2 separate regions of the Homo sapiens genome follow, and region 2 is linked to region 1. The links are chromatin loops, found by intact Hi-C in ENCODE. Cell type or tissue: Caco-2. All regions are shown on one strand. Links, peaks and the distances in the headings refer to the core of each region. The heading gives the core; the rest is flanking DNA.

Evidence for each region. Peaks named below come from ENCODE experiments on the same cell type or tissue, not always from the same donor. Only the 100,000 strongest peaks of a DNase experiment are listed, where the experiment ranks them.
Region 2: a loop joins it to region 1, with 5 times the contacts of the local background. A loop is called at or near these places in 5 of 110 quality-filtered maps.

What each region holds. Positions count from the first base shown.
Region 1 is chr1:95,011,816-95,027,696 of GRCh38, forward strand. ALG14 (ALG14 UDP-N-acetylglucosaminyltransferase subunit) reads right to left here. Exons shown (of 4, transcript NM_144988.4): 3 at 15,314-15,445. Among named protein-coding and RNA genes, the nearest start is that of ALG14-AS1, 42 kb to the right of the region's middle. In Caco-2, for the core only: no CTCF peak of the experiment used is centred there; a DNase peak (open chromatin) is centred at 7,876.
Region 2 is chr1:94,948,208-94,964,088 of GRCh38, forward strand. It overlaps CNN3-DT (CNN3 divergent transcript), which reads left to right. Exons shown (of 3, transcript NR_168377.1): 3 at 14,772-15,063. Among named protein-coding and RNA genes, the nearest start is that of CNN3, 29 kb to the left of the region's middle. In Caco-2, for the core only: no CTCF peak of the experiment used is centred there; a DNase peak (open chromatin) is centred at 7,854.

The DNA of each region.
Region 1 (15,881 bases), core at 4,438-12,437:
TTTATTATTAGAATCTAAAAACTATATGTGACTAAGTGTTTTAATTTGTATTTTTAATGACTTAAAGTGATGAAAAGTTGATATGGCTTGGCTATGTCCCCACCCAAATCTCATCTTGAATTGTAGCTCCTATAATTCCCATGTGTTGTGGGAGGGACCCAGTGGGAGATAACTGAATCAAGGGGGTGGTTTCCCCCATATTGTTCTCGTGGTAGTAAGTCTCACAAGATCTGATGATTTTATAAGGGGTTTCCCCTTTGGCTTGACTCTCATTCTCTCTTGTCTGCTGCCATGTAAAACGTGCCTTTTGCCTTCTACCATGATTGAGAGGCCTCCCCAGCTACATGGAACTGTGAGTCCATTAAACCTCTTTTTCTTTATAAATTACGCAGTCTCAGATATGTCCTTATTGGCAGCATGAAAATGGACTAATACAAAAGTAAAACTCAAAACATTTAACCAAATTTAGTTTAATTCTCATTTCATCATATGAACTTCTACTAAATATCATTTGGATCTTTTCGTGGATGTCACAGTAACCTGAAATCTCTAGGTTGGGGAAATAATACCATCCAACTGGGTCAGAAGTAGACTCGGAACTGAACTCACACAAACTATTTTACAGTTGTTTCGTCTTATTAGAGTGAGCTACTGTGCACTGCAGTGGAGTCCAATAAGATTTTGCTGCTCATTAAGTAATAACTCATTCTTCACATCTGCTACTGAGAAACACAAATGCCAGATTTGGTAGTCATGAAAGCTGTGTATCTCAAACAGGCAGTTTAGTCATATACCCTATCACCATATGTGGGTTTCTCCTTGAGAACATCTGTGGTCCATGGTCAACGGGACCTGTTCCAGGAGCCCCTGCTTTGATAGAATTTCCTAGTATGTCATGTTAGAATCAGTGAATCAGAGACTCTTGGAGCTGGAAAGAAATTATAAGTTCAAAACTGATATCACAGGAAAAGTATAATCTGATGAGATACCAGTCAAGTCTTTCTTGTATTTGTCCTGTTGAAACAATGAAAAACAGGTCAGGCACGGTGGCTCGTGCCTGTAATCACAGCACTTTGGGAGGCCGATGAGGGCGAATCACCTGAGGTTGGGAGTTCAAGACCAGCCTAGCCAACAAGGTGAAACCCCTTCTCTACTAATAATACAAAAAAAGTTAGCTGGGTGTGGTGGCAGGCACCTATAATCCCAGCTACTCAGGAGGCCGAGGCAGGAGAATTGCTTGAACCTGTGAGGCAGAGGTTGCAGTGAGCCGAGATTGTGCCACAGTGACACTGTCTCAATTAAAAAAAAAAAAAAGAAACAATAAAAAAAAACCCAGAAGAATCTTTTCCTCTCATCACAAATGTTAGAGTTGCTATATATAATTAAATATAGAATTGTCTCATTTTTCTAGTGCAGGGTAACAAGCTGTATTTGAAATTAACCATAAGCTATTGTTTATTCACTTATCCTAGCCCTCCATCTCTTTTGATGGAAATAAGTTTCCTGCTCTTGTTTTGATTTATTTATTTTTTTTTTTTGAGACAAGAGTCTTGCTCCGTCGCCCAGGCTGGAGTGCAGTGGTGCAATCTCGGCTCACTGCAACCTCTGATTCTCCTGCCTCAGCCTCCTGAGTAGCTGGGACTACAGGTGCCAACCACCACGCCCAGCTAATTTTTTGTATTTTTAGTAGAGATGGGGTTTCACCATATTGGCCAGGCTGGTCTCAAACTCCTGACCTTGTGACCCACCCTCCTCAGCCTCCCAAAGTGTTGGGATTACAGGCGTGAGCCAACGTGCCTGGCCAGTTTCCTGTTCTTTTTAATAAAAATACAGCAACCAGGATCTGGATATCTACAATGTTTTGCCAACAACTAAAACAAACAACACCCCAAATCTGTACTGACTCTGCAGACAAAAGAGGTCAAACAATTACTTCAGAGTCTCAAAATTAATTTATAGGCCTAGTGAGAAAACTAGACTAGTCTAGTAGACTAGACTCCAGCTTGGATATTTTACTGTTCTCAGGTTCCAGTGAGATAAAATGCTTCAGCATATATTTTTAGTCATGGGTTATTTTTATTTTATTAGCATTGCCTTTAAATCACTTTTTTCTTAAAAAAAAAAAAAAACCCTTCCAGCATTTCCAAATTTATGATTCCCCACTTGAATTATGCAATTCCATTATGAAGCAATGGTCTATAGTTTACCCTTTATCCAACTTTTATCATTTTTTATTTAGAATCATTCCCAGAAATACAAATTAGCTGATTACTGAACAAGTTCTAATTACTCCCCAGAGACCATGGGAGCTTAGGGTTTCAGTACAGCATTGTTCACTGTTTGGCTGTGAAACAGACTTCCTCCTCTGGTGACTGATCTGTTATTGATTTAAGAACTGACCTAAAGGGCTATTTGTTCTGGGCGCTTTGAAGAGCGTTTGCTTCCCCTGACTTTCAGAACTATTCTGTTGGACATCCTGAAGCCTTAGGCCATAATCTTTACTATGTAGTTTGTGCAGCCTGGAATAATGGAATAGTGGCTAATTAACCTGTTCTCACCCCCAAAATAGGGCCTGTGATTTAAAACACCTCTAAAAAATCACACTGATGCTTCAGTCTGGAACCCTGAGGCAGGTCAATTCTGTTCCCAGTCCAGATCATCCTTCCTTCTTAGCCTCAGACTTGGGGCCATGGCTGGATTCTAGATTACAAACTCTTCTGAGCACAAATTGCCATCTCCATTTCCCATGGTGCCTAGCTCTAGTCTCAGCTCACAGCAGTTACTCAATACAAAATAAAAACAAATTTGTAAATAATTTTTTGAATTATCTACAAATAGTTAAAATTACATGTAAACTTATAATTACAATTATTTACAAATTGATTTATAAATAATTTTTATTTGTAAATAAAAAGCTTATAACAAAATTATGGCTAAATAACTTCAAAGAATAGCTTTGACAAGTAGGTTTTATGATCCCAGAGCAATGACATCAGAAAGTCTTGCACCATATTAATAGTTTCAGGCTATCTTAAGAAATAAAAAGTAATTCAATGAATAGCATTTTGTTTAAGAATTAAGTGAGCATGTTGATGGAATGGCAGCAGAAAAAGACTCGAGTTCCTAAGGCTTCATTATGATTCCTAACCCTTTGCAATCTGAAGAGAGCGCTATACAGTTTTAAACTTGCCACGGCACTCAGAATAGGGGAGGCCTAAGTCCCCCTTCTTTGATAACAAAGAGGGCAGAACACACCTGATAGTGGGTTGGGAGCAAGTCAGGGTAATAAAGGTGAGCCAAGAAGCAGTTCAAGGGGCTTGTGAATGCCATTCACCTCTCAGTGGGATCCAGGAGGGATCAGAGGGTGTTAGCTGAGGACGAGATATTTAACCGAGAGAGATGGAGATCTGCAGGGAGCTGGGACTGGGTGCTGCTAATTTCCATCTGGTAGAACTAGCGTGTTCCAGTTCCTTACTATTCAGTTATTAATCAAAGACCTCTCCAAGCACCTGACACACTGCTAAGCTCCACAGGGATAATAAAGCCAGAAAGCTTGGTTTTTGACTCTTAAAGTACTCACAATCTAATTTGGGGAGGGAGAAAATTCAGCAGAAGTTAAATGACTAGAGAACAATTAAATGCTAAGCTCTAAGTTCAAGAGGAGTTCACAGGAGGGCAAGATCTGGATGGAGTAAAGGTGCAAGACAAAAAGCCTCAGAAGAAGCCTCAAGAAAATGAGGAACCAAACTGGGGAACTAAGGTTGTTTGTAAATCAGGTGCATGTGGATAAGCCCTTCTTGAGAGGGGCGGGTTTGGACGGATGTCCTTGAATGGTGGTCCAGCAGGACAGAGCTGAAATTCATTAGTAAATCCTGACACACTGTTTTTGGAAGCGATGGAGTCTGTGATGAAAATATAAGAGGGCTGGAAAACAAAGAAGACAGAAGCAAATAATCCTTGGTTGTTTCCATGCCTGAAGAGGCTCACTGTGGCATGAAAATCAACATGAAAACAGTCAGAATACCATAGCATCCAAACTGGGCATTGTGTAGACATTCCGTGGTCTAAGTTTTAAAACATTTATTAACTCCTTATTAGCCTCTTGATTTCTGGAAGAGAATATTTAACTTAATGACAAAAGAGGAGAAAGATCCAGCAACCTACCATGGGGGCTTCTTATGCATGAATGTTCACACAAGACTATGAAGTAGATATCATGGTCCCTGTTCTACAGATGAGGAAAAGGAAGTTTATGGAGAATAAACAGCTCACCTAAATTTGTCCAAATGGTAGAGTGGCAGACCTAGATTTTAAACCCTGGTATGCATGTTGCCCAAGCCCATTTTCTCTATCCATGTAGACAGCACCTGATACCCTTCGAGAGAAGAGTCTATGATGTCTCATTTGTTGTGTGGTCAGAGAGCTGAACCTGGAGCTGGGAGTGACAAGAACTGTTTTTTTTTTATTCATGCTTTCCTATTAGTTCTAAGACTTTGGACAAGGCACTCCCTTCTTTTGGTTCTATTATCTAAACTTTAAAAATAGGGTATATAATTAAATTGTTGGTAAGGTATCATCTGTGTAAGTTTGTAATTCTAAGTGTACAAATGCCTTCTCCATCAGAGAATGACCATTGAATAATATGACTGCTCTAATAAAAAGAGGAAAGGGAATATGCAGACACATGCTGATTTTTATATTTAGAAACCCACCAAGATATAAATATAAATTTAGAAATCTGCCAAGATCTAAATCTGATAAATATGAACTGTTCTGCCACAACAGCAATGGCAGCTCCAGGACTTTAAAGAAGAAGGTTCAGTGACAGCAGGTTTATCTCACAACTGTTTGCAATAAGCCCACTGCCTTCATTTATATGGCATGCATTTAGTCCCCAAGAACATCTATTAGGCCTCCAAGCCACCCCTCAGCACTGCTACTGCCCACTCAAATCCTCAGAAAAAGGCTTGAAGGCTGCACACAAATACAATCCAGTCAGGGAACCTACAAAAATGAAACCACCAGAGGTAAGAGACCACAGAGAGGATAGCCTAGACAGGTAGTCACTATTTAGGGCTGCTTAACATCCATCCTGCAGTCACCAGCCCTTGCAATTTTGCAAAAGGGGTGTGTGTGTGTGTGTGTGTGTGTGTGTGTGTGTGTGTGTGTGTGTGTGTGTGTAGTGTGGTGTGAAATACCTTGACCAAATATGTGGTCCCAATACTGACCAACTATGTGAATCAGACAAGATGTGTGTGTCTGCTATCGCCCAAGGATCATCAGTTTGCTGCAGAACTGGCTGATAAAAAAGACAAGGCAGGAGGCCCTGATGAGTGCTGGTCTTAGAAATAAAAAGGGGATAATTGAAGCAGACAAAAGGCATTGAGAAAGACCTTGTCCAATTCACATCTGAATAAAGTCCATCAGTAATCCCTAAGTTCCTACACATCTAACTCCTGCAATGCTTAACTGTTTTTAACACCTATCTGCTTCCTACAGTCAACTGCAGGAAAAGCCTTAAAACAAAGAGTCACTGTGCTAGGAAAAAAAAATGGCAAAACTGGTGAAAATTAAAGTTCATTTCCCAGTAGACCTAAGGGAGACCTAGGAGAAGAATTCCTGCGGTATAATCTGATCGGGGCAGTTGGAAAGGAGTGCAGGTAAACAGGCCAACCTCTAGGGTCTTTGTGACAAAAACAGGTGGGAGAGAATGTCAAGGATAAGATGAAACAGGGGCTTCAACATGATCCCAATGGAGGGGAGAGGTGTAGATGAGAGGAAGAAAGAGAAAGAACAGTTAAAGCATGGAAAGAGACAGAAGAGAGAGGAGGGCCACGAGCATGTATCAGGGAGGGCCATAGAAGGGCAACCACCTTCTCGAAGGCCCCTTGGGATGTGTATGGGTGACAGGTGCTCCCTAAGGAAACCCTGGGGAACCCCAGAATGACTCTAATAGCCACATCGACATCATAATTCAAGCACATATATATATTTTTGAGATCTACAATATCTAAAATCCAATGAGGCACTGGAGCTCCAAGGATCATATGTCCTGGCAGGAGGTGAGCAGAAGTAAGTGGTTTTGAATGGCAGGGAATCACTTTCCCAGCAGAGGGAGTGGCTTGGTTAAAAGCAAGTGCATCTGCCAACTGTGATCCTTCTCTTGGAGCTTCTCATTACTCCTATTTGATAGGAAGGAGAAGCTAAGTCAGAGAAGCTAACTGATTAGCTTTGAGTCACCACACCTAACTACTGACAAAGATGAGAGTAAAGCCAAAACCTCCTGATTTGTAGGATGGTATTTTTTCTTGTGTATCACAACTGAGGTAAAATGGATGCAAACCAGAAAAAAAAGTAGATTGGAAATTATAGGAAATCAAATGGGAAGCAAATATTCAGGATGAATTCTCAATGAAACCTATAAAGAAAATATGAGGTGGCCAGGCGCGGTGGTTCAGGTCTGTAATCCCAGCACTTTGGGAGGCTGAGGAGGGCAGATCACTTGAGGTCAGGAGTTTCAGACCAGCCTGGCCAACATGGTGAAACCCCGCCTCTACTGAAAATAAAAAAATTAGCTGGGTGTGGTGGCACACTCCTGTAATCCCTGCTACTCGGGAGGTTGAGGCAGGAGAATAGCTTGAACCCAGGAGGCAGATGTTGCAGTAAGCCGAGCTCATGTCAATGCACTCCAGCCTGGGTGACAGAGCAAGATTCTGTCTCAATTAGTAGAAAAAAAGACAAAAGAAAAAAGAAAAAAGGGACGGAAGGAAGGAAGGAAGGGTAAATATGGGGAATTCTTTTATGACCTTAAGAATGAAAGTTTGCCTTATATAAGCTGCACCTGGTTTCCACAGAGAGCAGGAAATTCACCCCCTACCTTCTCCCAACCTCCAGCCCCTCCCAATTCTGTTCTTTAATAGAAGTGACCAGTGGGGAATTTTTCTCTCCCTGTGTGACTTCACAGAGATGAATCATGGCTCCTTGAAAAACTGCAACAGGCAAATTGGCTTAGGAATAATTAAACAGCAACAGACCAAGTTCCCTGAATCCAGGCACTGCCTCCACTAACAAGGTTTATCTACAAAATACTGTACTGTGTAAGTAAATCTTGTGAAAAATAACATCTGGAACTTTAAGATGTAGACACAACTGATTTAAGCATGTGACACCTGTCTTTAGAGAAAAGTGATTAGCCCACAAAAGCAAACCTGTTTTCACAAACTGTCAGCCATAAACATATTTTAAAAATTGCTTGTGTCAAAGATTTGTATAAGTGGCTTAAATGTGAATTCAGGAAGACCAAGAATGCAAAATGGTATTTTGCTAACAAATGGAATTTGCTGCCCTTTGCAATTCTACAGCTGATTCCACTGCAGGATTTCACTTTTTATGGCAGAATATGGAAGTTTTGACATTGCAAACACGTGAAACTTATAAATCTGGTATTCACATTTCTTAAAAGAATTATCAGTCACAATATGTTCTTTCTGTAATTTGAAGGTCTTATCAGCAGGGACCTTCTTGCTATTTTTAAGCATGTATAATACCAGTTCAAGCTCTCTAACCTGTTTCTGATTGGATCTTTTACATTCCTCACCCAATAATGCTAACACAGCTTTTGCAGTAAGCCATAATAGTATTTGAAATTTGTAAGGTGTTTACTCATTCCACTTATCCTCATTCTTGATTGTAAGGTCCTTTTGAAGAACATTTTAATAATTATTTGCCCATGTATCTTAGGGAAAATCAGTTAACCCTTTTGACTATGTGGAAAAGGCACCACTGAAGTTGAGAAGCCGCTTGGCTTATATCTGCTGTAAAATGCTGTCCTGGTATGAGTGGAATTTCAAATTGCATGCTAACAGGTAAAGAAGCGATAACCTGGCCGGGCACAGTGGCTCACGCTTGTAATCCCAGGACTTTGGGAGGCCAAGGTGGGTGGATCACCTGATGTCGGGAGTTTGAGACCAGCCTGACCAACATGGAGAAACCCTGTCTCTACTAAAAATACAAAATTAGCCGGGCATAGTGGTGCATGCCTGTAATCCCAGCAATAAGCTTTCTACAGCTGATTTAACTTCATGTATGTTTTACACTAGAAAAAGAAATCCATGATACATGGCCGGGTGTGGTGGCTCATGCCTATAATCCTAGCATTTTTTGAGACCGAGGCGGGTGGATCACCTGAGGTCAGGAGTTCAAGACCAGCCTGGCCAACATGGTAAAACCCCATCTCTACTAAAAATACAAAAGTTAGCTGGGTGTGGTGTCATGCGTCTATAATCCCGCTACTCAGGAGGCTGAGGCAGGAGAATCGCTTGAACTCGGGAGGCGGAGGTTGCAGTGAGCCGAGATCATATCACTGCACTCCAGCCTGGGCAACAGAGTGAGACTGAGTCTCAAAAAAAAAAGATAAAAAATTATACAAGGAGAAAAATAAGTCATCAAATTGCAAAGTATCAAAGAGTAAGCGCTAACTGAAAAAGATACATCTACTCAATGACTTCTGGGCAGGGTAAACAAGGAATTAGAAAGACCATGAAGGAGAGGGCCTTTGATCTCCAGAGGCTGTTAGAAAACACTATCTGTGTTTTAATCTTTTTTTTTTCTCCCCCAAATGAAGTAAAAAATGCTAAGTGGTGGCCAGGCGCAGTGGCTCACTCCTGTAATCCCAGCACTTTGGGAGGCCGAGGCGGGCAGATCGCCTGAGGTCAGGAGTTTGAGACCAGCCTGACCAACATGGAGAAACCCTGTCTCTACTAAAGATACAAAATTAGCCAAGCATGGTTGTGCACGCCTGTAATCCCAGCTACTTGGGAGGCTGAGGCAGGAGAATTGCTTGAACCCAGGATCCAGAGGTCACGGTGAGCCAAGATCACACCATTGCACTCCAGCCTGGGCAACAAGAGCAAAACTCCGTCTCAAAAAAAAAAAACAAAACAAAAAACCCCACAAAACTCTAAGTGGTTCTACAACACCAAGAAATTAAAGTAAAGCAACTATTGATGAAAATGTTTTGGAACTCGATGCTGTAAAGGTGTGTGGTGGTTGCACAGCATAGTGAATGTACTAAAATGCCACTGAATTGTACACTGTAAAATGGCTAATTTTATGTTATGTGAATTTCACTTCAATTAAAGAAATAAAGCAAGTGTACTCTGGTTAAGGTGAATGAGAAACTTTCGCCATTTTCTTATGGTGCTTTGATAAAGAGAATATTTAACACTTTAGAAACATGTTATCAAAAAAATCCTTAGACGAATTCAGCGATTAATTCAGAGGGAGCAAAAGTTAACCAAGGAGCAGTTATGCAATGTTTTTTTCCTATTCTACTTTTTCCAGCCCACCTAAAGGCTGTAAATGGTCATCATCAGGTTTTAATAGCTTCTCTGACTTCTCCTTTCCTAATCTCTCTCCTACCCAGATTTACTCTTTCAAAATTTATTGAACTCCTACATGCCCCACGCTCTAGAATAGGTGCTAGCACTGCCAAGATGAGTAATACACCTCACCGTTCCTCAAGGAGTTCACAGTCTGTATTCAAATTTTTAAAACTTCCCATGACGCTTCCCTACTGACTCTAGTTACACAAACTCTAAAACTTTAATGATCCCACTTAACTTGGAGAGCAGCACCCTTCTGAGGCTCTCCATTACATATTCAATTATCGGTGCTGTCTGTGCCCCCTTCTTTTATTTTTTCCTCAGGTCAAAGAGCGATTTTAAAGATTCTAAACAGAAACATCACTTTCTTGATTTTCAAGTGCTATACAAATAGAGCTCCTGCTTCACATGATCCTTTAAAATAAGCACTGAAAGTCTGTGAAGCTGGGACTGGTTCTAGGAATTATTCATGCATCTAAGGTCATTTCAAAGGCTTCCCTTCTCTTCACCCCACCCTCTGTTCTCACCTCGTCACCAGCATCTCCCATTACCCTCATCTATAAGGCCAGGTCTCTGGAGCTCACTGCCTGTGACCACATCAGTCCCTTCTTCAAAAACAGTTTTGTTTACCTCATGTTTTCCTTTTTCTTATCCTCTCACAACTGAATTCCTTTTCATTCAACTTTCATTTTTGTTTTAACTGTGACCTCACAGCTATCCTTGGGAAAACACATTGGCTTTCACCTTGAAAGGAAGAGTCCCCACCAGCCTCAGATCCAAAATGAGCCTGTGATGGGCTGGAACAGTGACAACTCAAGAGTGATGCAGGCAAAGCAAAACAAGAGAGCAAAAATCACAGGCAAAGCCACGCTGGCTTCTGCAGACAGGAAAAATGTAATGTTTGCCAAGTGGAAAAAGCATCGACTTAGAAAGAAAAATCATTTTCAAGCTGCTGAGAGTCCCCCAAAATGGAGACGAATCAAAACAACTCAAAGCAATCTAACTGCTAATATGCAGCCTAATTTTGACACAGATGTTGTTCGGAACTCACTCAATGTGAAACAGAAGCTATAACATTTAAACTAAATACCTCATTTATGGATGGAAGCAGCTACAGGTTGTCACTCAGCCAATGTGTCAGTGGCACAGCTGGTAATTTCACCATGCAACTGGGAAAAGCAGTTTGTCAGTCACAAGAAACCAGATATTTGGGGGGATTTTCACATCAAACCACTTCTCGCAGTGGACTCTGACCATCATCAGACTTGCTAAATGCACGTACAGTGCAGGGCCAGTCCTTCTGTATCTTTAAGGAGGCTGCCAAATTTACAGCGCATATATGGAGAGGAAACACACAGTGGGAAGGGGTAACACTGGCATTATTTTAACACATTATAGAGGACTGGGCAACAGAGGAGCAGGAACTGAGGAAACCTAAACAAATGGCTCCCAATTATGATTTCATTAATCTTGGAAAACATGAAGCAGTAAGACAAGTGTGGTCTAATTGTTTCTCATCTGACTTGGCTTGGAAAACCTTACTCTCACTTAATTCCATTGACAGATAAACATCTTGGGACAGCTGACCTTTTCTTTGTCTAGCCAAGTTTCCTTTGAACATGTTATAAAGTTTTTTGATCACCACCAAATATAATACCAGATGAAAGTCATTATACAAAGAGAATCAAATTAACAACAGTTAAGGAGAAAAAGTTCCTGTAAGGGTTCTGGCATGTCAACAATTAACAAGAGTTAATTGCCTCTTCTTAATATTTCAAACACATGTTAATTAGTAGGCCAATAAAAATTTTATATACTATACAAACAGTGATAATCTTGGTGCCACCTAGTTTGTGGCTCACCACAGAAAACACCTAATCAAAAAAAAAATCACAGTATCCTACTTATAGATAATAACCCACCATCCATGTCATCAACTTTTTTTTTTGAGACGGAGTCTTACTCTATCCCCCAGGCTGGGGTGCAATGATCTCAGCTCACTGTAAACTCTGCCTCCTGGGATCAAGCAATTCTCCTGCCTCAGCCTCCTGAGTAGCTGGGATTACAGGCACCCACCATCATGCTTGGCTAATTTTTGTATTTTTAGTAGAGACAGGGTTTCACCATGTTGGCCAGCCTGGTCTCGAACTCCTGACTTCAAGTGATCCGCCCGCTTTGGCCTCCCAAAGTGCTGGAATTACAGGCATGAGCCTCCGCACCCAGCCATCAACTTTCTACTGCTATGAACTTAGACATTTCACAGCTCAAACTGGGTATGAAACATGGAAAAAAATGACTAAATAAAATAATGGACTTCTTTCATACAAAGCGTGAGTGAGTGTAGATGTAATAAGTACATCTAAATTTGTCATGGTGAATTAAACCAGCTTCAGGCAAAGAGGCAGAGTATTAGGTTGAAATGGTCCATTTCCTTTCAATTTGTTAATATGGAGAATCTGAAATTTATTTTTTACTTGATTAAAAATTAAATTAGGTTTCATTTTTGTATGCAGAGCTCTTTCCTTGAGTATTTCATTTGGTAATGGCCAGGGTGGAATGAAGCCAGTAATCAAACACTGCAGACTTTGGAAACCCTCCTGGTTTTTCAGACTCTTAATAAAGCCTGAGAAGAGCACCAGTGTAGGGAGTGGGTGTCTTTGTTTTTGTGATGACTCACTTAATCCAGTATTCATTCATTTATTTTTAAGTCATTCCTCAAATATGTGGAAGCTTTTCTAGAAAGGACCATGGAAAACGCAAAAATACTTGGCCTTTACCCTCAAGAACTTTATAGATCTTTTTCCCCCAACATAAGCAGTCCTCTTACTTTAATAATCAGCAATCTCACAAATTAACTTTTCTATTCTTCTCCTTGAAACAAATTCCTCTTTAGGAGTATATTTTCAAGAGAATATGAGATCAGCCTACTCATTCGATCCGGCTAATTTTTTTGTATTTTTAGTAGAGATGGGATTTCACTGTGTTAGCCAGGATGGTCTCGATCTCCTGACCTCGTGATCCGCCCACCTCAGCCTCCCAAAGTGCTGGGATTATAGGCATGAGCGACCGCGCCCGGCCTTTTAAATAGGGTCTCTATTTTCAACTGAATTAATCTGTATTTCAAGTCTACCTGTTGTTTCTTTACTCCATTTTCCCTGAAGCCAAAGTATAAGCTTCCTGAAGAGCTGTTTTATTCATCCCTTTTAGTACCTGCTGCATTAAAGATATTTTTTAAAATACTGGATAACTTTTCAATTGAGCAAGTTAGCTAATATTAGCAGAATCTAATACATGTCTAAAGAAAATTGGAGTTACATAACATCTTGGTTACTTAGGTCTCTCTGGCATGGGCAATTTCGTGGATGTTCTTAAAGTGAACATGAAGACTTGAACAACTTGGTTTGCATGACTTTTGTGGGATTTTTCTGGGTCAAGTGAATAGCGAGCCATTTTCACAGATCACCTCAGTCCACTCAGGGGTAGAGCTGTGTTTACTTTTATACCTCGAGTGCACAGTATAAATCCTATCACAGAATAGGGTCCTAGTCAAGTTTCATCATGAGATTTTAGGAATTCAGTCACATCTTCAGGCTCTACTTCTAATTCTAGCTCTGTTGCTACTTCCATCACCTCTGCAATTACTTCTTCCACTTGAGTCTTGAACCTCTCAAAGTCATGCAGGAGGGCTGGAATATACTTCTCCCAAACTCCTGTTTATGGACATCTTCCCATAAATCAAGAATGTTCTTAATGGCATCTAGAATGGTGAATCTTTTCCAGAAGGTTTTCAATTGACTTTGTCCAGATCCATCAGAGGAATCACTATCTATGGCAGCTACAGCCTTACAAATGTTTTCTTAAATAATAAAACTTGCAAGTCAAAATTATGCCTTGATTTATGGGCTGCAGAATAGATGCTGTGTTAGCAGGCATAAAGATATTAATCTCCTTGTATATCTCCATCAGAGCTCTTGGGTAATTAGGTGCATTGTCAATGAGCAGTATATTTTGTATTTTTTTAAATAAAAACATCCAGCCCAATATATCAAGAGCAGTAATATTTTGAAAGGAAGCTTTGTCTCTTGAGTAGTAGGTCTCAACAGTGGGTTTAAAATATTCAGCAAACCATCCTGTAAACAGATGTGCTGTCATCTAGGCTTTGTTGTTCCACTTACAGAGCACAGGCAGAATAGATTTAGCATAATTCTTAAGGGCCTGAGGATTTTCAGAATGGTAAATGAGCACTGGCTTCAACTTAAAGTCAACAGCTACACAGAATCAGCCTGTCCCTTGAAGCTTTGAAGCCAGCTATTGACTTCTCTTTAGCCACGAGAGTCCTGAATGACATCGTCGAATATAAGGCAGTTTTGTTTATATGGAAAACATGTTGATTAGTGTAGCCACCTTAATCAATTATCTTAACTAGATTTTCTGGATAAATTGCTGCAGCTTCTACATCAGTACCTGCTGCTTCACCTTGCACTTTTATGCTATGCAGATGGCTTCTCTCCTTAAGTCTCAACCAACCTTTGCTACCTTCAAACTTTTCTTCTGCAGCTTCCTGACCTCTCTCAGTCTTTACAGAATTAAAGAGAATTAGGACCTTGTCCTGAATTAGGTTTGGCTTAAGGGAATGTGACTGGTTTGATAGTCTATCCAGACCACTCAAACTTTCTCCATATCAGCAATGAGGCTATGTCATGTACTTATCGTGAAACCAGTGTGTTCACAGGAGTAGCACTTTTTTTTTTTGAGATGGAGTCTCGCTCTGTCGCCCAGGCTGGAGTGCAGTGGTGCGATCTCGGCTCACTGCAAGCTCTGCCTCCGGGGTTCACACCATTCTCCTGCCTCAGCCTTCCGAGTAGCTGGGACTACAGGCGCCCACCACCACGGCCGGCAAATCTTTTGTATTTTTAGTAGAGACAGGGTTTCATTGTGTTAGCCAGGATGGCCTTGATCTCCTAACCTTGTGATCCGCCTGCCTCGGCCTCCCAAAGGGCTGGGATTACAGGTGTGAGCCACCGCACCCAGCCTGGAGTAGCACTTTTAATTTCCTTCAAGAACTTTTCCTTTGCATTCACAACTTGACTAACTGCCTATTGCAAATGCCTTCCTCACTAAGCTTAATCATTTCTAGCTTGTGATTTAAAATGTGAAACATAAGAAATACTACCTTTCACTTGAACACTGAGAGGCCACTGCAGGGTTATTAATTGGCCTAATTTCAATATTGTTGTGTCTCATAGACAGGGAAGCCCAAGGAATGTGTGTGTGTGTGTGTGTGTGTGTGTGTGTGTGTGTGTGTATGTGTGTGTGAGACAGAGAGAGGACAGCAGGCTGTTGGAGCAGTCAGAACACATACATTTATTAAGTTCACTGTCTTATGTAAGCACGATTCACACTGTCCCCAAACAATTACAACAATAACATCAAAGATTACTGGTCACAGGCCAGGCGCAGTGGCTCATGCCTGTAATCCCAGCACTTTGGGAGGCCGAGGCGGGCAGATTACTTGAGGTCAGGAGTTCAAGACCAGCCTGGAAAACATGGTGAAACCCCATCTCTCTTAAAAATACAAATATTAGCAAGGCTTGGTGGCATGCACTTGTAGTCCCAGCTACTCAGGAGGCTGAGGCAGGAGAAAGAGTGCTTTGTGATAAAAGTCACAAAAATCCAAGGATGATATCTTAGTCTATTTCAGGTGCTATAATGAGATACGATAAACTGGGTGGCTTATAAAGAACTGATATTTATTTCTTACAGTTCTGGAGCCTGGGAAGTCCAAGATCAAGGCACCAGCCAGTTCAGGGTCTTGCATACTACCTGGCACACTAATAAATGGTAGCTGTTTAAGAAAACAGTATGTCCTGTTACTAACGAAAGATCTACAGGGAGTTACTTTCTCTCTCCTTAGTGATGGTCTTACTTACCAAATCTGGCTTCACCCTGTGAATTAGGGGAAAGGAGAGCCACATGGAGTGCAAGGTGGTGAAAACGGTGGAGGGCCAGGACTGCTGAACCTCCCGGCTTCTTGGAATTCGGTGAATGTAGTATTTGGTATACTAGAAGGAAACAGATGGAATCCAAATCAACTGAGTCACTGATATCAAAGTTAAACATAGTAACAATTAACAGCTGTAGAAACAGAAATGCTTTCTTTAATTTAAATTTTCATTCTAACCACTTTTAAATTAGAGTTGTAATGCCTATCTCATGCTTTATATAACACATCAGATGGGATCACATATGACAAAAAAGTTCCTATGATTCAAAAAATGTTAAAGCCAGTTTGAACAATAAGTTGGGGGAAGTTTCTATAAACTATGTTTCAGGCAAAGAATTTAACCTGCTGATATACAAAGAATTCTTACCAGTCAATATGTAAGACAAGTAACCTAGTATCAAGATGGGCAAAGACAGACAGATAACTCCAAATGGAAGAAATACAAATAATGATAAACATGTAAAAAGATGGCTAACAAGCACAACAGAAAACAA
Region 2 (15,881 bases), core at 4,653-12,652, 63 kb before region 1:
CACGATCTCGGCTCACTGCAAGCTCTGCCTCTCAGGTTCATGCCATTCTCCTGCCTCAGCCTCCCAAGTAGCTGGGACTACAGGTGCCCGCCACCACACCCGACTTATTTTTTGTATTTTTAGTAGAGACGGGGTTTTACCATGTTAGCCAGGATGGTCTCGATCTTCTGACCTCATGATCCGCCCACCTCGGCCTCCCAAAGTGCAGGGATTACAGGCGTGAGCCACCAAGCCCAGCCTGAAAGATTTGCTTTTTTAATGGGAAATCTGCATTCTATCAAAGGGATAAAAAATAATGCTCGACTAGTTCATTTGATACAAAGGCCAGCACAACACTACCCAAATACATGCTTTTGTTGATCATCTTTGACAGAAAATAAAGCACGGGGTTTTGAGAGGTTTGCCTAACAAGGGCTTTTAAGCTGCATTCTGTGGTATCATAATAAAAACTGCAGGGTTCATGTTAAACCAAATAATTTTACATGTCAGCCTGGCATGTAGAAGGTATTCAGTTAGTTCTTGCTGAATAAGTATATTTCAAACTGTTGCTGAAAGAATAGTCTAGAAACATCTATATGTGATACATTCACATTTGACTCTCAAACCATACAGAATTCGTTAGTGAATACCAAAATTAGCTTCACAGACACTGGGAAGGAAATCAAGACTATTGGGGAGGGAACGGGGTAGAAAGGGAGGTGTGTGGAGTAGGAGTGGGACCCAGGGAGCTTTTAGTGTACAATGACCGAAAAATTGTAAATTACCGCATTGCTGCCTTCTGCTTTATACCAAGTTTGTCCAACCCGCAGCCTGCGGGCTGCATGCAGCCTAGGATGGCTTTGAATGTGGCCCCACACATATTTGTAAAGTTTCATAAAACATTATGAGATTTATGCTTGGGCCTTTTTTTTTTTCTCATCTTATGTCATTAGTGTTAGTGTATTTTATGTGTGGCCCGAGACAATTCTTCTTCCAATGTGGCCAAAGGAAGCCAAAAAGATTGGACACCCCTGCTCTATACATTACAGTGTATAATTTTATTTTATTTTATTTTATTTATTTATTTTTTTGAGATGAGTTTCACTCTTGTTGCCCAGGCTGGAGTGCAATGGTGCAATCTCAGCTCACTGCAACATCCGCCTCCTGGGGTCAAGCGATTCTCCTGCCTCAGCCTCCCGAGTAGCTGGGATTACAGGCATGTGCCACCATGCCCAACTAATTTTGTATTTTTAGTAGAGACAGGGTTTCTCCATGTTGGTCAGGCTGGTCTCGAACTCTCAACCTTAGGTGATCCGCCCGCCTTGGCCTCCCAAAGTGTTGGGATTACAAGTGTGAGCCACCGTGCCTGGCCTACAGTGTATAATTTTTACAGCACTAAAGACTCTTAACATTTTTATAATTTTAAAGAAGGGTCACTGAAGACACAATGCTGCTTGGAGCGTTTTTATCCCTTATTCATTTAAGAACACTTTTTCAAATTGTATGTTTCTGAGTCATTTTTTTAAAATGATATGTTTGTTTACCTACATTAAATTAGATGATGCTGTGATACCACTCTTTCCCAAATAAATGTGTTTCCTTTAGAGATAACTAGTTCAGCCCATCCCCGGGTTCAATGAGTCACTAAGAGGACTCATAGGACTCAGCCTACTATCATGTAACACTAATGGCTATGATTTATTTCAGCAAAAAGATAACAAGCAGAATCAGCAAAGAGAAAAGGCATCTGGGGTGAAGTCTGGGGAAAACCAGGCACAAGCTTCTAAGGCTCCTCTGTCAGTAAAATCACAAAGGATAAATTAACCCCCCAGCAGCAAGTTCTGTATGTGAAAACAGGTGTGAAATGTTGCCAACCAAGGGAGCTCATTAGAGACTCGGTGCCCCACGTTTTTACTGGAGCCTGGTCATGTAGGCAGCCCCAACCTGGCACATATGGAAATACTGGCTTCCCAGAAGAAAGCAGGTGTTCAGCACAAACCACATTGTTTGCACAAACAGTCTGGCACAATGAACCACTCTTATCAGTTAATGGTGGGAACCCTTGCAAAATCTCAGTTCTCTCCCACATACCAGCCAAGGGCCAACCTTGCAAGCCTGCCTTTTCACAGGCAGTAGTTCGGGCCTGTTATGTTAATTATTTTCTGCACAATATCATCAACAGAGTGTCAATAATCATGATAGTGACATTTACAAGTTTGATGGGGTTCTTTTTGCCCCCAAAGCTGATGTCTAGTCCCTTTCTTTATCATGAAATTAACATTTATGGAGCCCTTATCACATGCCAGGCACATGGTTTAAATCTTTTAATATTTACAGTAAATGGGTCCTGTTTTTGTCACAGTTGTACAGATGAGAACATTTAGATCATATCATTTAGAACATATCATTAGACTTGCCCAAAGTCTCACAACTAATATTTGTAGTGCTGGGATTGGACCAGGAGGGCCTAACTCTGGAATAGGCACTGGGGAAGTTCTCAACAGTTTCACCACACACCTTCCCTTTCTTTTCTTTCGTTTCTTTTTTCTTTTTTTAATATGGTCATCAAAAATAATTACACATTCACACACACACACACACACACACACACACGCACACACCTATATCTCCCCATACTGTATGGACAGAACACAAATACAACCAGGTATATAACCTGGTGCAGACTGGCCTTCCAATATGTGTTGAGATGAATGAATAATGAAGCACAACATCTGAATGTCTAGCATTTAAGTACCGCATCCTTAAAATATCAACATCATGTCAACTCCTGAAACTCAGTAGAAGGACCCTAATGAAAGAAAACCTAGACAAGCCTCACCAATAAGTGCTTTAGTTACCTGTCCATTTGGACCTGTTTTTTGTTTTGTTTTGTTTTGTTTTGTTTTTTATCTTTTGAAGTTGAGAAGATTGAATGTCACATTTGAAATAATGCACATATTCATCACCAACAAGTTTTTTGAGTCCTTAAAATGTGCAGTGCACAGAATTACTGCCCTTTTTTCAGAGATGTGTCATCAGCAGCTCTGCTGGAACTACCCTAGAAAATTTGGCCACGGTTCTTGCTCTTGCTGTGTCTGGTCAAACCAGCAGGTTTGATCTGGGACTATAACTTCAATATGTGCCACCTGTGTTTCCATCAGAATGGAAGGGATTATAGCCCTCATCAAGTTGGACTAAGTGGTCTTCCCTGAATGGATTATCCAAGACAGCGCTCAATGAAAGAAACCACTGCTAGCTCTCTGCACATAAAATAAAATTTTTTTAAACTTCAAAAAAATTAAAATAAAAGCCAAGAGCCATAAACAATTGAAAGCATCTGATGCCTGCCTGGTGTTCCCGGTTCCTGCTGGAGCTCAGCTTCAGCCCAGGTGAGACCAGACGCTGTTGTCATACAACAGGCTTAGCCAAACATGTGGATTTGATTTGTCAGAAAGTTAAATTGGGGACTCTAGTGCCTTTTGAAAGACGTAATCTGCTCCAGAGACCTTGCAAAGGGCATGGCTGACCTTGCATCTGTTGTGAAACTGGTAATACCCTCAAGGCAGGGAGGAAAGCAAGTTTTGACAGAGCAGAATTGAGAAGCATGAAGCTGCCAGGAAAGCAGAGGCAGCATAAAGTAAGATGATAATGATAACTGATTTCTTCTTTGCAATTGATTCTTTCAGGATGCTATCCCAAGGTAATAATAAGACCTAATGTATACGATGCTTTACTGGTTTTTTTCAAAGGGCTGTCACATGTATGATCTCACATCCTCTTCACAGCAGCCTGGAAAGGAGGCCAGATCTGCATTATTACGCCCATTTTGCAGATGTGACATAGGCATAAGGATAATGTGACTTTTCCAATATCTTGGAACTAGTGACTTGTCTTTTAATCTTGGTCAGTGCTGCTCAGTCTTCAATGTCCAGACAAACCACTTCAGGATCAGCAGGTTCAGTAGGCCTGGGGTGGGCTCAAGAGTCTTCATTTCTAACAAGCTCCCAGCTCATACAATAAGAAATCAGAATGCAGAATGCATTACTTTTAAATTGGTTATTTGTTCTTATTCTGAAATAAAGCCTTCATTCACAAAAAGCATAAAATTGCACAGATGCTTAAAAATATTATTATAGTCCATATACCGTATGACCTACTACCTGGGTAAGAATTTGAACATGACCTGAAGGCTTCTCCCTCATGGCACCTCACCCCCATTAGCCCTCTCTCTCCTCCCAGGAGAAAACACTGTCTTGGCTTTTGTAATAATTATTTTCTAGCTTTTCTCTAGGAAATGGATGTTTTGAAGAGTTTTTTTGTTGTCGTTTCCCTGGTCCCTGATACTTTGAAATCACCAGTATTTCACACATGATAAAGGTACACAGGCCAAAGAAGTAGATCTTATCTTTTGAAATCTTTAGTAGGAAAATCCCCTAGAGGAGTCCAACTGGGGCTTGCTCTGCAAAAGTGTTCATAAAGAGACGGTATCACCTGCACAAAATACTAACTTTAGGACTGGGGTGTCGTGGGAAAAAAATGGACCCTGGCTCCTTGCTACTATATCAAGTCAATATTTAACAAATCAGTTAGAGACATTCAGAGTCTAATTCTGATGGCGGGACAGATAAGAAATGTCAGTATCCAGAGGAGATAATGAAACAGATGAGGAGGACTTTGCTAAATGTTCCATCTGCCTTAGGTAGTCTCGCTTACAGTGTTTCCTATTCCTTTCATTTGACGAAATCATCAAGCCTAATTTTCAAGAAAACAAAATTTCCTAAAACAACTGCCTGTAAATATTATCTTTCCTTTGTTCAGCCCCCAGGCTGATTAAAAGTTGGACTGGCAGCACATTCAAAGGGGCAAGAACATAAGAGCTGCCAGTGGTTGTATTTAGTACCAGGTGTCTAGGAAGTCTTGATGTAACAAACAGAAGGATGGAAATTTCTCAGATAGCTTCTGACTAGGCCTGGGAACTTAACAGAGAAGAAGGCCAAAAAAGGCTCCTGCTTCTCTAGAAACTGACCCTCCCTCAGGCAGTCTCTACTATGTGTGTATCAGTTAACTATTGCTGTGTAACAAATCATCCCAAAATGTAGTAGTTTAAAACAACCACCACCATTTCTCATGATTCCTTGGTTTGGCTGGGAGATTATGGTGCTGGTCTTCCCTGGACATACTTTGGCTGAGGGCCAGCTGGGCTAGAAGGACTAACATGGTTTCATGCACAGAGCTGACAGTTGGTGCTGGCTGTTGTCTTGGATACCTCAGATTTCCTCTTTTTTTTTTTTTTTTTTTTTTTTTTTTTGAGATGGAATCTCGCTGTATCGCCCAGAATGAAGTGCAGTGGTGCAATCTCGGCTCACTGCAAGCTCCGCCTCCTGGGTTCACACCATTCTCCTGCCTCAGCCTCCCAAGTAGCTGGGACTACAGGCGCCTGCCACCAAGCCCGACTAATCTTTTGTATTTTTAATAGAGACAGGGTTTCACCATGTTAGCCAGGATGGTCTTGATCTCCTGACCTTGAGATCTGTGCACCTTGACCTCCCAAAGTGCTGGGATTATAGGCGTGAGCCACCACGCCTGGCCGGATTTCCTCATTCTTAAATGTTAGACCCAGGGATGCTAAATATTCAAGATTTTAATGAGCCTCGGTTATTAAACCACTGGTAGCTTGAAATCAGCCATGGTGGGAATACTTTTACCACAAAAACATAAGCAAATGCTGTAAATCAAGTCTCTTTCTGTGGAATGCTGGTTTACCGGAACACTACTGCCTACATCTGTGTGTGCCTTGTAGAGCCCTTGCACCACGTGGCTGCTCAGTATGTCTGTTAAATTGAATCCTCAGTTAAGAGACAGAGAGTTGTAAACAATGCTGCAGTCTTAGTGTCAAAAAATATCCAAAAACTTATAAAATTAGGGAACTAGATCCAAGATAGCTGAGTTTCTTTTGGGGATATGCAGTGATCACCACACACACACACACACACACACACACACACACACACACACACACTGTCTCTCTCTCTCTCCCCCACTCTCTCTCTTTCTTTCTCCCTACATATTGTAAACAGCATCAGCAGCTCTGTTCATTTAAACTGTTAACAGTTTTTGGATGGGGAGTTTCTGACTCTGGCATAAGTGTGTAATTATACACTTATATCCTGAAATATAAATGTAATCATCTAGTTTCCCACAGGACAGGAGTCCATAAAGCTACACTGATGTGTCTGAGAGAGATATGAAGGTGAAGAAGAGATAGGACAGTCAAGAGGCATGCCTCGCCGTGTATCTTTATTTCTGTCCTCACTGTGTTGTCTGTGTTCTGGCATATTTTGACTTGCGCCTTTCTATGGCTGCCTCTGCACATATCTCCGTCTCTTCTGCTGTTGACTAGAGTGGGTAGTTTGTCTAGTTTTCTCTGAATTTGTTTGGGTCCCCCTCAGATCTCTATCCTGGTGAAAGAGGAGTATGCATAGCAAGTTTGGTTAGTTGCCTTTTCTGCATAGATTGCTATGTTTCTTGGCTAAGCATTCCCCCGGGCCTTGGAAAGCACTGACCCCTGCATTTCCAGGACTTGTTTGCATCCGGAAAATGACTAATTAGGTCCTTGGGACTTCCTTACATTCCTATCCCAGGTATCTTCTTTGCTTCTTCCACTGCCTTTTTTTTTTCTTTTTCCTTTTTTGACTGGCCAGAGAAAAGTAAAGAACAAAAGTAAAGCTCATAAACATAGACTATCCACTTTTACTTGTGTTGCAAAACAGTCTCCTGTGCTGCTGGCTTTCCTTCCTTTGCCCAGTCTTAAATGTTAGCGCTCCCCAAGGTTTTGTCTTTTGACCTTTGACTTCTGCCTCCTCTCACTTACTGGGTGGTCCTGGGTGATTTAATCCACTCCCTATTACTGAAACTGATGGCCCAAGCCAGACAGCCCCAGAGCCATGTATTCACTTACCTACTGGACATCTCTAATGGAATATCCCATATGTTCTCAATGCTTACATTCTGATCGACGCTTATTGCCTATTTCCTTAAACCTCAGCTTACAGGAGACATTCTAGACATCTTCTCCCTCATCTTCAGACCCATCCTATTGAGTCTACCTGTTTCAGTTATCCATTGCTGTATAAAAAACTACCCTAGGCCAGGCGCGGTGGCTCACACCTGTAATCCCAACACTTTGGGAGGCCAAGGTGGGTGGATCATTTGAGGTCAGGAGTTCAAAACCAGCCTGGCCAACATGGTGAAACCACATCTCTACTAAAAATATGAAAAGTAGCTGGGCGGTAGTGGCACACACCTGTAATCCCAACTACTCAGGAGGCTGAGGCAGGAAATTCGCTTGAGCCTGGGAGGCGAAGGTTGTAGTGAGCCAAGATCATGCCACTGCACGCTAGTCTGGGCAACAGAGTGAGACCCTGTCTCAAATAAATAAATAAATAAATACAAATACAAATAAAAAACTACCCTAAAACTTAGTGGCTTAGAACGATTTATTATTTCTCATGATGCCATGGGTTGCCTGGGTATTCCTCTGTTGGTTTCCCCTGGGCTCCTTCATGTGTCTGCGTAAGTTAGTGACAGCTGGGCTGGAAGGCTTAAGAGGGCCTCCCTCACACGTCTGACAGTTGACGTTGGGGAATGGTTGCTGGCTAGAGAGCCTCAGTTCTTCTCCATGTGGCCTCTCATCTTCCACTAGGCCAGACTGCCTTCCTTGCATTGGAGTCTCAGGGCAGCTTTCCAAATGAACAAAGGCAGAAGCTGCCAGGCCTGTTAGGCCTAAGCTTCAGGACGCTTAGGTCATGTCTGCTGCATTGTATTTGTCAAAACAAGTCACAAGTCCAGCCCAGATCCAAGAGGGTGGAAAAACGAACTCCACTCCTCCAAGGGAGAAGCAGCAAGGTCACACTGCAAAGGAGCATACAAACTGGGATGGGAGGAATTTATGAGCATAAAACAAACTAGCACACTAACATATGAAGGCCTGTGGAATTTGTTCTCTGTCAAGGTCTGTCCCAATCTGACCTGTGTTTTAGGATGATAACTCTGGTGATTTGTGGATATGAGTTAAAAAGGTCAGAGATTAGAAATAGGAAGCCCAGCAGGGAGTACATTTCAGTAGGCTAGGCAAGAAGGAAGAGGGCATTGTTCATAGGCTAGGGATGGGGAGTGCATATGGAGAAATGGACATGAGATATTTCTGAAGTAGAATTAGAGAGAGGCCAGTGTTTACTATATGCTCTGTACCAGCATAGGTGATATAGGGAGATGTGAGTAAGATATTAGTAAGAGCCAGCCAACAAATAGATACTCAAATATTTGGTTAATGAGGAACTTAAAATCTTTTTTGGAAAAAAGGAAAACCTAACAACAACAAAAAAAGATTCTAGTGAACTACACGTTTACTTCATCTGATTACAGAACCTCTCTTTCTCGTTTTTTTATTTTTTTGAGAAGCAGTCTTGCTTTGCTGCCCAGGCTGGAGTGCAGTGGCACGATCTCAGCTCACTGCAACCTCTGCCTCCTGGGTTCAAGTGATTCTTGTGCCTCAGCCTCCTGAGTAGCTGGGACTACAGGCATGCACAACCGTGCTTGGCTAATTTTTGTATTTTTAGTAGAGACAGGGTTTCAACATGTTGGCCAGGCTGGTCTCGAACTCCTGACCTCAAGTGATCTGCCCACCTTGGCCTCCCAAAGTGCTGGGATTATAGGAGTGAGCCACAGCACCCGGCCACTTTCCCTCTTCTGAACACACATTATACTTACCATCTGTCCTGTTCTCTGCACATGTAATAACATACTGCCTTCTACTGTTTTGTTTTGTTTTTTTGAGACAGAGTCTCTCTCTGTTGCTCAGGCTGGAGTGCAGTGGCGCAACCCTTGGCTCACTGTAGCCTCAACCTCCTGGCTCAGGCCATCCTCTTTTCTCAGCCACCTGAGTAGCTTGGGTTCCAGATGTGCTCCACCACACCTGGCTAATGTTTTGTAGAGACAGGGTCTCGCTTTGTTGCCCAGTCTTGTCTTGAACCCCTGAGCTCAAGCAATCCTCCCACCTTGGCCTCCTAAATTGCTGTGAGTAGAGACATGAGCCACTGTGCTGGCCTTCTATTATTATTTAACCTTTTTATTTTTGTTAACCTTATTTTTCTTGCTAGATTTTAGATCTGTGAAAGGTCTAATGATGTGAGGCCACTCAGGAAATGCACAGAATAAGCTCTGTGCCGTATTAGAAGGAAACAAATTGGATGGGGACTCTTGTCAGAGAAAACACCAAAGAGATTAGAGTTGCAGTGGAATAATTCTTAAAAACACACGTAAGACAGCAAGTGTTCACCAAGAAGACTGGTGGCTACCAAATGCTTGCTCCCTTTTCCGTAGCAGAAAGTTGTTGTTGGGAAGTGGCTCTGCAGTCAAGGGCCATCTTCCCCAGCCCCACCATTCCTCTCCATGGAGTCATGTGATTCATTCTCAGCAAAGGAAAGTGAGTGGGAATAGTGGAGGCCACATCTGGGCCACCATGGTTAAAACGCAGATTTGTCTTCTCTATTCTCACTTTCCTTTCTGCCAGCTGGACATAGAGGATGCAGAGGGCCTGGAGGATAATGGATCATGGGTGAAAGAAGTTTGGGTGTCTGAATTACTGCATGGTGGAAAAACTCCCCCCAACAGGGAACTCTGGCTTTGGGCTGCTCTTTGAGAGAGACATAAATTCATTGTGTTCAGCCACTGAAATGTGGGAGGATTATTTGTTACAGCAGTGTATTAGTCAGGGTTCTCCAGACAGATAGGACCAATTGGTTATGTATACGTATAGAAAGAGATTCGTTGAGATTTATTGTAAGGGATTGGCTCATACAATTATGAAGGCTGGCAAGTTCAAAATCTGCAAGGTAATTAGCCAGGCATAGTGGCATGTGCCTGTAGTCCCAGCTACTTGAGAGGCTGCGGCAGGAGGATCACTTGATCCCAGGAGGTCAAGGCAGCTGTGATCATGCCACTGGACTTCAGCCTGGATGACAGAGTGAGATTCTGTCTCAACAATCAAACAAACAAACAAAAATTTGCAAGGTAGGCCAGCAGGCTGAAGACCCAGGGAGGGCTGATATACAGTTCAAGTCCAAAGACCATGTGCTAGTAGAATTTCCTCTTGCTAGGGGAGGTGAGACCTTTGTTCTATTCACCCCTTCCACTGATTAGATGAGACCCACCCACACCATGGCAGGCAATCTACTTTACTCAAAGTTGACAGATTTAAATTCTAATCTAATTCAAAAGCACCATCACAAAAACATCCAGAATAATGTTTCACCACTATCTGGGCACCGTGGCCCAGCCAATTAACCACCCCAAGCAGCTAACACTTCCTTTATTTGCACCAAGATGTGTTGCGACTAGTAGCCAACTCATGCAGAAATGTCATATTTCTCACTCCTCTGTCTTCACTTAGAGGCTGTTCCTACCCTGGTAAAGAAAGGCACATTATTTTCAAGGTATAGTGAATACCTCAAACTTTCCACCACGATATAATGACTTGTTTGCAAAAGCCCTGGAGAACAGAGCATAATCATGACATTGCAATCCATTATGTCTGCATAGGAAAGGATATGGTCACCTGGGTTTTATTAAACAATTTCTGTCTCTGCCTAGAATCAGAATCAGGCACAGCGAAGATTACCACCAAGGAGCCTGCCCCACGTTTCCATTTTCAACAGAAATAAATGATGGGTTATTCTTGTAGTTGAGTGCCCTTTAGAGTGAGGTCGCCTGACTTCTGTTGTGTTCACTGTTGTGCCTCTCATGTCTTGATTCTTATGATGAAGTTTATAAGCAGGGTAGAACAACAGGACTGAAAAGAGGATAGATATAAACCAGTACCTTAGGGAACAACTAGTAAAATTAGCTTCCTTACCTTTGGCAGCAAAAATGGGCACTCAAAAGCTAAGCATCTCCCCTGCCCCTTGCCATGTTTTATAAGAAGTGGAGGGGAATTAGTATTATTTCTTGGCTCTAACAATAAAACTAAAAAGTTTACTACAACCAGCATTCTGATCAATGCCCTGTAATAATCTAGGTAACTTACTACCCTCTTTATGAAGCCTACCCTTACCACTCTAGAACTCTTTATTTCTTTTCTTTTCTTTTCTTTTTTGAGATGGAGTCTTGCTCTGTCACCCAGGCTAGAGTGCAATGGCACAATTTCAGCTCACTGCAACCTCCGCCTCCCAGGTTCAAGTGATTCTCCTGCCTCAGCCTCCTGAGTAGCTGGGATTACAGGCACCTGCTACCACGCCCGGCTAATTTTTGTATTTTTAGTACAGACAGGGTTTCACCATGTTGGTCAGGCTGGTCTCGAACTCCTGACCTCAGGTGATCCAGCCTCCTCAGTCCCCAAAGTGTTGGGATTACAGGCTTGAGCTACCATGCCCGGCCAGGACTCTATTTCACAGGCATTTATTCACAAATATCAGTTGAGCATCTACTATATAGTGCTATATAGCATTACATCAAGAATTGTAAAGAACTCGAAAAAGCACAAGTTGTGCTCTCATACATCTCAATAAACTCAAGATATAATATCCACGTACACTAACTTTGTGTGTGTGAGAGTGTGATGCTTAAAGGATAATGCTATTCTGCTTTTATTTATTTTTTTAATTTTTTGAGTCACTGTGTTGCCCAAGTTGGAGTGCAGTGGTGCAGTCACCACTCACTGCAGCCTGGACCTCCTGGGCTAGGTGATCCTCCTGCTTCTGCCTCCTGAGTAGCTGGGACCACAGGCACACACCACCACATCCAGCTAATTTTTTAAATTATTTGTATCCATGGTGTCTCTCTATGTTGTTCAGGCTGGTCTCAAACTCCTGGGCTCAAGCAATCCTCCCACCTCAGTGCTGGGATTACAGGTGTGAGCCACTGCACCTGCCCAAGTCCAGGAGGAACTTTAACCCTCTGTGTTCCTCTTGGACTTTCCTTGTCTAGGATATCTGAACACTGTCTATGGCCGGTAGAATGGGCTGGTTTTATAGATCCTCTACCTTGAAGGCCAATCTGCCTCTCTGATCTCTTTTTAAAAATCCCTTTTTCCTCTGAATTGTAATGGAATTACATAATCACTACTGAGGGGATCTGGGACAGGGACAAGAGGGGATAGGGAGATCTTCTCATTTGTGGGGGAGAGTGGGAGTGTCCGGCAGCCCAGGGGCCTGTGGGTCTGGTCTACTTCCTGAGAGTCCCTCCCTGATTCTAGAAGGAGGACAGGGCAGACATGGCATGAGGAGGAAGCCTGTTGACTTGTTGACTTGCAAAGAATCTTAGCAAGGTGCCAGAGTGAATGCACCCGGACACGGGGAAGCCCACCATGTGGACATAGCTTGGTTGCTGCATGTGTAACTAGAAAAAATACAGTTGTCTGTTGCCGGCTTCCTGCTTCTCCCTTTTTTCCCCATCACTTGTTCTTGAAGCTAGTGGGAGTTGGATTCTTCCTGTTTGACCGTGTTGGAGTGATATCCTAGCCTTCAGCTCTGTGGCCTGCAAGCCCCTCAGGCCTCTCTCATACCTTAAAGAGGAGAGATGGGGTCAGGAAGAGACTTCCTACTCTCACTATATAGTGCAGCTCTTGATTTATTTATCACATTGAAATGTTTGTTTGTTTGTTTGTTTATTTATTTCAGACAGAGTCTCACTCTGTCACCCAGGCTGAAGTGCAGTGGCGCCGTCTTGGCTCACTGCAACCTCCGCCTCCCGGGCTCAAGCAATTCTCCTGCCTCAGCCTCCAGAGTAACTGGGATCACAGGCCTGTGCCACCACGCCTGGCTAATTTTTCTTTTTTTTTTTTTTTTTTTTTTTTTTTTTTTTTTTTTTAGGGGAGACAGGATTTCACCATCTTGGCCATATGGTCTCAAACTCCTGGGCTCAAGCCATCTGCCTTCCTTGGCTTCACAAAGTGCTGGTTCACAGGAGTGAGCCACCACGCCTGGCCTGGATTGAAAACTTTAGACTGAGGTTTAGGTACTTTTGTTGGGTTCAACCTTCAGTAATTCCTCTAGGCTAGGGTTCAATCCCAGTAACCAAGCTCACCAGTCCTTGCTCCCAAATATAACTGCTACTTTTCTCTTTTTTTTTTCAAGCTGAACCTCAAAAAGTTAGCCTGGCGAGGGGAGGATGATGAGATTTCCCCTGTTGTCACATAAACAAGGAAGTAAAGGGGGCCCCTTGTGCTCTCAGAACTCCAAGCATGAAACGATGTGAGTCTAAGCATTTAAATCACTTATCTGGGATGAAGCATAAAAAGCTTGATTTTTTTTTTTTTAAACCAATTAGGTTTTAGCCTCCATGATACATTTTGGGGCCTGTGGTTATCACTGCAATTACACTTCAATTCATGCATTGGATACTTTGAAAAGGTTTAATAAACAATAAGAATATCAGCTGCCATTTATATTTATGCTTCTAGCACTGTCCCAGGGGCTTTAATATGGTACCTATAACCCTTCCAATTATTCTCATTTTAGAGTAGAGATAACTAAGACACAGGGAGGTGAAAAAAATAAGCAAACAAAAAAACCTGCCCAAGGACACACGACAGGTCAGAGGTTAAAAAAAAAAAATTAGCTGGGCGTGGTGGCGCACGCCTGTGATCTCAGCTACTCTAGAGGCTAAGGCAGGGTTCACACTCCCGGCTCTTGGTTTACCGAAGTTCTCATTTATTCCACTATCTCATAAGAAAAATGAAGCAAATCAAGTCACACTTTAAATCGACTGAGGAGATTTTGCTGTAGAAAGGAATCTGGTAAATCCCTTCATCAAGTAAATAATCCTTTGTGTGTAAATCTGGACTTATATAAAGTATATGTTTTTTGGCATGGTTAAGGTGAGCTACCATGTTCCTTTCCGGAAAGTAAAGATGATTTAAGGAATATGAAGGAGGCCTTTGTTCATTCCTTTGATGGATATTTATTCAGTGCTCCTCTGTGGGAATGCTAAGATGAGAAAAGCAGACGGTCCCTGTCTTCAGGGAGCATATCATTTTTCACTACCCCTTGTTATTGGGTTGCTAAAAAAGAGAATGTCTATTTTATTTGTGGAAGTAAGTCAGTAGTTTAAAAAACTTTTATTTTCTTTTCTGCTTATCGCAGTAATACATCTCATTAAAAAGTGTAAAAAAACCAAACATTATAAGAATGTATAATACAAAAAGTTAGTTTTCAGTATTGCCAGCCCCAAAGAAACAACCACGGTTATAGATGAAAATTTTAACCCTTAAAACTCTTTCTCCAGAGGAGAAACAGAGAATACCATCTAGTAATTTCCCTATCCTGGCTCCTGCAGTACCTTCAGGACTTGGAGATTTTTTTTTTTTTTTTTTTTTTTTTTTTTTACTGGGCGGCTCCTGACCTTGGGGAAAACAGAAACACAGCTGAAAGTAAATATGGAACAAAACTCTGGCCATGGGGCCTGAGAAAGGCTTTTTTCCACTGCCTTTTAAATGTATTTTCATGAAAAGACACCAAAGACATTTAAAGTTAGGATTGTTCTAGAAAATCCAGGATAGATAGCCACCAGATGTCTATGGGGAATCAGGGCACACCACAGTAAACACTCAATAGATATTTGCTGGAGGGAGGAATGAAGACTGTACTTATATTTAGAAAATTAAAACAACCCTGAAGTACATGCTGGATTTTACAGGTTTTCGATTTATCTCCTCCTCTTTTTTTTTTTTTTTCCCCATGCAGAGCAAAGGGAAAAACAGCTAAGTGTTTCCTGGCTGAATTTTATTTTGCTTTCAGTTTCTGCCATTTCAGTTCCTGTTATCGTGCTTTGAGGTGCACTGAACTGCAGCAAACCCAGGGGATCCAAGGCTACGTTGAAAAGCCTTTGACCACAGTGCAGGGAGCAGAAGACATTAATGACGTGATGTCGACACAGCCCGCACTCAGGATCCTCCAGGAAAAGAACACAGAGATAACCCCGGATCGATGGTACTTTTTGAAAATGCTTTATTGCAAAAGAGTGGCTAGGGTTTTACAAGGGCTATGAAGAAACATATTAAGGTTAATAAAGCTTTTTATTGAGTGTTTACTGAGTGTTACTATGTGCTTTACATCTATTAACTCATTTCATCTTCAAAACAACCCTATAAAGATGTTACAACTATAATCCTAACCTTACAAATGAAACAACTGAGGCACAGTGAAGTGCAGTGGCCTGCCCAGGTAAAAAGCAAGACAGAATTTGAACCCAGGCAGCCTGACCCCAGGGTCCAGGTATTAAACCATTCTGCTATAGTGCCTCTAAGATAACAGAGAAACTTGATGAATTACTGGGTTACTGAATTTTAGTTTACATAGGTTGTTTTTTTCCCCTTAAGAGTAGAACAAAACATACCTGAAGTATGGAAAATAACATTTATTTTATTTTATTTATTTATTTGAGATGGAGTCTTGCTCTGTCACCAGGCTGGAGTGCAATGGTGCGATCTAGGCTCACTGAAACCTCCGCCTCCCAGGTTCAAGCAATTCTCCTGCCTCAGCCTCCCGAGTAGCTGTGATTACCGGCATGCGCCACCACGCCCAGCTAATTTTTGTATTTTTAGTAAAGACAGGGTTTCACCATGTTGGCCAAGCTGGTCTCGAACTCCTGACCTCAGGTGATCCACCTGCCTCGGCCTCCCAAAGTGCTGGGATTACAGGCGTGAGCCACTGCGCCCAGCCAAAAATAACATTTAGAAAAGTTTTTAGCCTTGGAGCCCTGGAGGCAGAGGCCGCAGTGAGCGGTGATTACGCCTAGGCACTCCAGCCTAGGTGACAGAGCAAGACTCTGTCTCATAACAAATGACTTCCGATGGGACAGCCCAATGGGAGCTATAGAAAACCAATGGGAAGTAAAATTGGATGACT